Linked DNA regions of Homo sapiens: region 2 is linked to region 1. A link is a loop called in an ENCODE intact Hi-C map of the cell type or tissue named here. Cell type or tissue: psoas muscle. All regions are shown on one strand. Links, peaks and the distances in the headings refer to the core of each region. The heading gives the core; the rest is flanking DNA.

Evidence for each region. Peaks named below come from ENCODE experiments on the same cell type or tissue, not always from the same donor. Only the 100,000 strongest peaks of a DNase experiment are listed, where the experiment ranks them.
Region 2: it touches region 1 in a loop (2.1-fold over the local background); 2 of 110 quality-filtered maps call a loop at or near these places.

The regions. Positions count from the first base shown.
Region 1 is chr20:19,083,761-19,086,674 of GRCh38, forward strand. No RefSeq gene overlaps it. Among named protein-coding and RNA genes, the nearest start is that of SLC24A3, 130 kb to the right of the region's middle. In psoas muscle, for the core only: no CTCF peak of the experiment used is centred there; no DNase peak of the experiment used is centred there.
Region 2 is chr20:19,025,067-19,027,980 of GRCh38, forward strand. No RefSeq gene overlaps it. Among named protein-coding and RNA genes, the nearest start is that of SLC24A3, 190 kb to the right of the region's middle. RefSeq lists enhancers at 980-1,029, 1,410-1,459. In psoas muscle, for the core only: no CTCF peak of the experiment used is centred there; a DNase peak (open chromatin) is centred at 1,306.

The DNA.
Region 1 (2,914 bases), core at 268-2,767:
CGAGTTACGGGAGCTGCTCCAGAGATTTCTTTTACAAAAACGGTCACCACTGGCAGCACATTTCACTGACACAGAATGGGTCACAAAACTTGCTTAGTGGTGTGAAGTATTCAACCTGCTCAATGAACTCAATCTGTCACTTCAGGGGAGAATGACAGCTGTGTTCCAGTCAGCAGATAAAGTGGTTGCCTTCAAAGCCAAACTGGAATTATGGGGGTGATGAATGAACCTTGTGATTTCTGACATGTTTCAAACATTAGCAGAGATTTTGAAAGAGAGTAAGCCAGGGCTTCTTTCTCCCAGCTGATGCATGATCACCTATCTCAGCTTTCAAAAGAGCTAGAGCATTAGTACCCAACCGCAAAGGACCCCAAACTGGGAAGGAATGGATCCGTGACCCATTTGTGAATAAGCCAGGGGAATTGACTTTGTCCGTGACGGAAGAGGGTGAACTGCTTGTGATTGCAAATGATGGTGGCCTTAAAAGTATGTTTGAGAAAACTTCAAATCTCCATACGTTCTTGATTAAAGTCAAGGCAAAATATCCCGAGATGGCCACAAAAGCACTGAAAACCTTGCTTCCATTTCCAACATCCTATCTTTGGGAATCAGGATTTTCTTCAGTGAATGCAGACACTTTGGGGGTCACTGTCTCCATCACCCCCAGATGGGACTGTCTAGTTGCAGGAAAACAAGCTCAGGGCTCCCGCTGATTTTACATTATGGTGAGTTGTATAATTACTTCATTATATATTACAATGTAATAATAATAGAAATAAAGTGCACAATAAATGTAATGCACTTGAATCATCCCGAAACCTGAAATCATCCCCTACCCCACTAGTCCATGGAGAGATTGTCTTCCTCAAAACCGGTCCCTGGTGCCCAAAATGTTGGGGACCACTGATTAACAGCATGGACCCTGGGGGTAAACCAGTGCAGTGTCTGAGTGACCTTGGGACAGTGGCTTAACAATCTGTGCCTCAATTTCCTCATTTGTAAAATGGAGATACTAGTAGTGCCTGCCTCATTGTGAATTGACAGATGTAAATAGTGTTATGTAAGTATTGAGTGACATTATTATATCTGTATGGTCTATTCCTACTCATTAGAGTATAAAATACTCTCATGAGGGCAGATAAGTTTGTCTGTTTTGTTCATGACTGAATTCATAATGCCTAAAATAATGCCTGTTACTTAGTAGGTGCTCATTAATATGTGGGGAATGAATGAACGATAAAAAATAAGAAGTACGCAGTCCCTTCTCTGTTACTTTGAAAATAAAAGTCTACTTTTATGGTGTGTTTTTCATGCTTTTAAAAACTCCAAGTAATAGAATAGAACATTCTAATTAAAACTCAAAACAATTCAGAGAAATGCACAATACACGTATGTTTATTGTAGTGATAGACTGGATAAAGAAAATGTGGCACATATACACCATGGAATACTATGCAGCCACAAAAAAGAATGAGTTCATGTCCTTTGCAGGGACATGGATGAAGCTGGAAACCATGATTCTCAGCAAACTAACACAGGAACAGAAAACCAAATACCACATATTCTCGCTCGTAAGTGGGAGTTGAGCAATGAGAATACATGGACACAGGGAGGGGAACATTACACACTGGGGCCTGTTGGGGGAGTGGGGGACTAGGGGAGGGATAGCATTAGGAGAAATACCTAATGTAGATGACGGGTTGATGGGTGCAGCAAACCACCATGGCACGTGAATACCTATGTAGCAAACGTGCACGTTCTGAACACGTATCCCAGAAATTAAAGTATAATAAAAAAATAGTATAGCTGGGCATGGTGATGTACAGCTGTGGTTGAGCTATTTGGGAGGCTGAGGTGAGAGGATTCCTTGAGATCAGGAGGTCAAGACTGCAGTGAACTATGATTGCACTGCTGCACTCCAGCCTGGACAACAGAGTGACACCCTGTCTCAAAAACAAACAAAAAAAGTAAAGGCTGTTTTTATGCTCTCCCCATCCTTTTCCCAGAGGTACTTTCTGTTAAGTTTGCTATCATTTTTGAGACTTTTTATTTAATTACATATGTCATAAATGAATTTTGTCCATTTTAGTCTTTGTGTAGTCAAATAGATCAATTATTTCCTTCATGGCACTGGAGATTTGTGTCTTGCATAAGAAGATCCTTATAGTCTTTATATTCTCATTTTTAGAACATTTTTGAAATTGAGTGCTTTTGGAGTTTTTCCTCTTTATCTTATAGTAATGTTTCTCTTGTAACTTCCATCTTGTTGTCTGTCACTTCTTTATTTTGACTGGAGAACATCTGATAAAGATAGTCAGTCAGTAGGCCAGGAGTGGTGACTCACGCCTGTAATCCCAGCACTTTGGGAGGCCGAGGTGGGTGGATAACGAGGTCAGGAGATCGAGTTCATCCTGGCTAACACGGTGAAACCCCGTCTCTACTGAAAATACAAAAAATTAGCCAGGCGTGGTGGTGGGTGCTTGTAGTCCCAGCTACTCGGGAGGCTGAGGCAGGAGAATGGCATGAACCTGGGAGGCAGAGCTTGCAGTGAGCTGAGATTGTGCCACTGCACTCCAGCCTGGGCAACAGAGCGAACCCATCTCAAAAAAAAAAAAAAAAAATAGTTACTCAGTAAATAGAAACATTGGTCTGCAACATGGGTTATCTGCTCACATGTACTGTCTTTTGTGGGGTGAGTGTGCAGTTATTGAAGTAAATGGTCATCTCTTCCTCACACATAAACCTTATATCAGCTAAGCCCTTCTGACCTTTCAAACATGTGTAAAATTTCCTTGAATCTCAAATCCATGGCTTGCTGAAGTCCAAGCCTACCCTAAGATGTCTGTGAGTTCCAGGCATGCTCAATGCTGATGACCTCCCTGGTCTGGAGTCAATTGCTTTGTTGCATAAAGTA
Region 2 (2,914 bases), core at 127-2,626, 59 kb before region 1:
GATTTTAAAGCAACCTGGGTAATTCTAATGTGTTGGCCATGTTCAAGATCGCTGGGCCAGGTTCTGGTTAGGACAGGTTATAACTCCATCCAGGTTTGATGGTCTCAGGTTTGAGGGTTCAGCCAGATGATTAGAGGGGGAGAGGACCTCTTGGAATCCTAGTCTTGGCAAATTGGGAGTTTCCTTGGGAGTTCTGAAGATACAGATTTAGATACACACACCCAGCTCTCCAGGCGATTTGTGTATAAATAAGAGCACCTCAGCTTTCCAGCGTTATCTGGATTTGGGGAACTGACTAGATAGCCCTGGGGACACCCTTGGGCTTTTCCTCCACCCCCTACTCAGGTGCTGGCAGATCTCACCTACCTCGCCCATCATTGCTTCTCAGACTTTAAAGTGCACAATAATTGCCCAGGGATGTTGTTCAAGTGCAGATTCGGACTTGCTAGCTCTGGAGTGGAGCCTGAAATTCTGCACTGCTCACAAGCTCCTAGTGATGCTGTTGGTCCCCAGGCCCATTTTAAGCAGTGAGGAGCCCAAATGTGGTCCATGTGAGCAGCCCACCAGCATCAGGCTCTTCCCAAAAGCCTTTTGCAGCTGAGTGGCCCCCTTCTAGCTGGGATTCCAGTGGCTCCTGGAGGCATTAGAGGCACCCGTTATCCCACTTCCCAGTTGTCCCTGATGGTACGCTGCCTGGAGCTGTTCCTGGTTTTCTCCCTGTGGTATCCTGACTCCCTGGAGCAATGGCTTGCAAACTTGGGTTCACCTTAGAATCACCTGAGGAGCCTTACAAAATGCTAATGCCTGGGCCCCAACCCCATTGAGTCAGATTTGTCTGTGGTGTCATCTGGGTATTGTGATTGTTAGAGATTCCCAGGTGATTCTAGTACAGCTGGCCTCAAGCCAGGAGTCTCAAAGTGTGCCTCAGACCAGCAGCAGCATGGCATCTGGGAACTTGTTGGAAGTGCAGCTTCTCAGGCCCCCAGGCTTCCTAAATCAGGAACTCGGGGCTGGAGCTCAGCAGCCTGTGAGCCCACAAGTCCTCTATGTGATTCTGACCCCGCCTTGAGTTTGAGAACCGCTTTCTTAGGATGCTAATGCAGCATAATGCTTGTCTGTAACCTTCTGACCACCGCTGAGGTGTGTGGGAGGTGGGGAACAGCTGTGGTTTCCTCGGAACCCTGAGTAAAACCAGGTGCTCCTGGGGAGGCCCCTAGGACCCTGCAAAGCTCTGAACCGTGAAGTGACTCAGGGTCCTTCTCAAGCCCCACATGTGGGGACCGGCTGCTCTGGCAGCTTCCACGGGCCACCTTCCAGCCCCAGACACATCACATCAGCTATTTAAAGCTCAGCTGAATAATATTTTCCATTATGTGGCACAGACTTTACTTCGGAGTCCTTCAGGGCTGCCAAGGGTCAGGTTTCTCAGCTTATCGAGGACTGTCTGGGACCCGAGTCCATGGGAGAGATCTCTTGTCTGTTTCTTCCCCTCCTAGTTGAGGCCTAATGGGGTGCAGGGGTTGGGGAAGAGAGAGGGGAAATGGCCTTGAGTGTCCCCTGCCCTGACAGGAAAGTCTCCTTGGGAACATGTAACTTTCATCGCCCTTTATTCCATGTGACAGGGTGGCTTCCAGAGAGGGCAAACCAATGGCCCAAACTCACACAGCTCATGCGGGAGAGCTCCAGGTCTCAAATAAAAATCTCTGGGTACATCGGGCTCATTGTCCCCCACACTGTGTTTGAGGGGAGGCCTCTTGACCCCCTCCACAGTCCTCCCTTCCAGGCTACCAGTCTGCCACCTGCAGGGATTTATTCCAGATTCAAGGTGAGGAGACACACACTACCAGGTGACAGGAGGCCCCCTGCTGCTCCCTAAGATGCCAGGAGCTGTGTTTGCAAAACGCGTTTTGAGACGTGGGGATATGGCACCCAGCAGCATCACCTGGGCTGCCCAGGCCCTGGCAGTGGGCAGCAGACAGGTCCTTTCCCCAGGTCCAGATCTCTGCCATGGGCTTCCCCAGGCCCAGTCTGTTCAGACACTTGGGCAGATGGCTTGCTTTCCAGCCACCCCCACAGAGGGGCCATCTGCTTGCATGCTCACTGTCTCCGGGCTATACCTAGGACACTGGCTCTGAGGTGTGCTCACAGTTACAGCACCTGTGGGGCATGGAGTTGTCAGAGGGGAGTTGAGCTTCCATGTAGTCAGTAGTCAACAGAGGCCTTGGTCAGTGACCCGGGGCCCTGGGCTGCTGTGGATGGAAGCAGGGCAGGTGCTTTCACACTCCTGTGTCCACTAGGTGGAGGCTTCCCCTGCGGAGGGTATAGACCGGGTTGGGGAGGGGCATGTAGGGGAATGCATCCCCTGGCCCGATGGGTATCTGGAAGGGCATGTGGCACCCACCACGGTCACATGCCAACTAGCCAAGGCCAGTCCAGGCCAGCTGAGAGTGGGGTTGGGCTGAGCAGCCATGTCGCAGTAAAGCAGCAGAGCCAGCGTGGCTGATAAGATCAAGGCAGGAAGTACCTGGAAGTACCTGGGCTTGAATCCCTCTCAGTGCTTACTAGCTATGGGAGCTTGGGGAGCTACGTGATCGCTCTGTGACTCAGTTTCCTCAACTGTAAAATGGAAATACGACTAGCACATATTTTGTTGTGAGGACTAAGTGAATCGTCATATACAGAGAATTTAACTCAGTGGTTGGCAAAGTGCTTAATAAGCAGCGTTTTTGTCCTGGACAAGGGCTCAGTGTGCTGAGGAACTTCCTCAAATATAGAGAGGATGGAGTCTGTGGTATTGGACCTTGGGGTGGGCTGCTTGGATTGAAAGATCAATAGGGTAGGCCCCTTCCTGGCACATATTCACCCAGAAATGCAGAAGGAATAAACCGATTAACACTCAGGTTTTGAGCTTCTA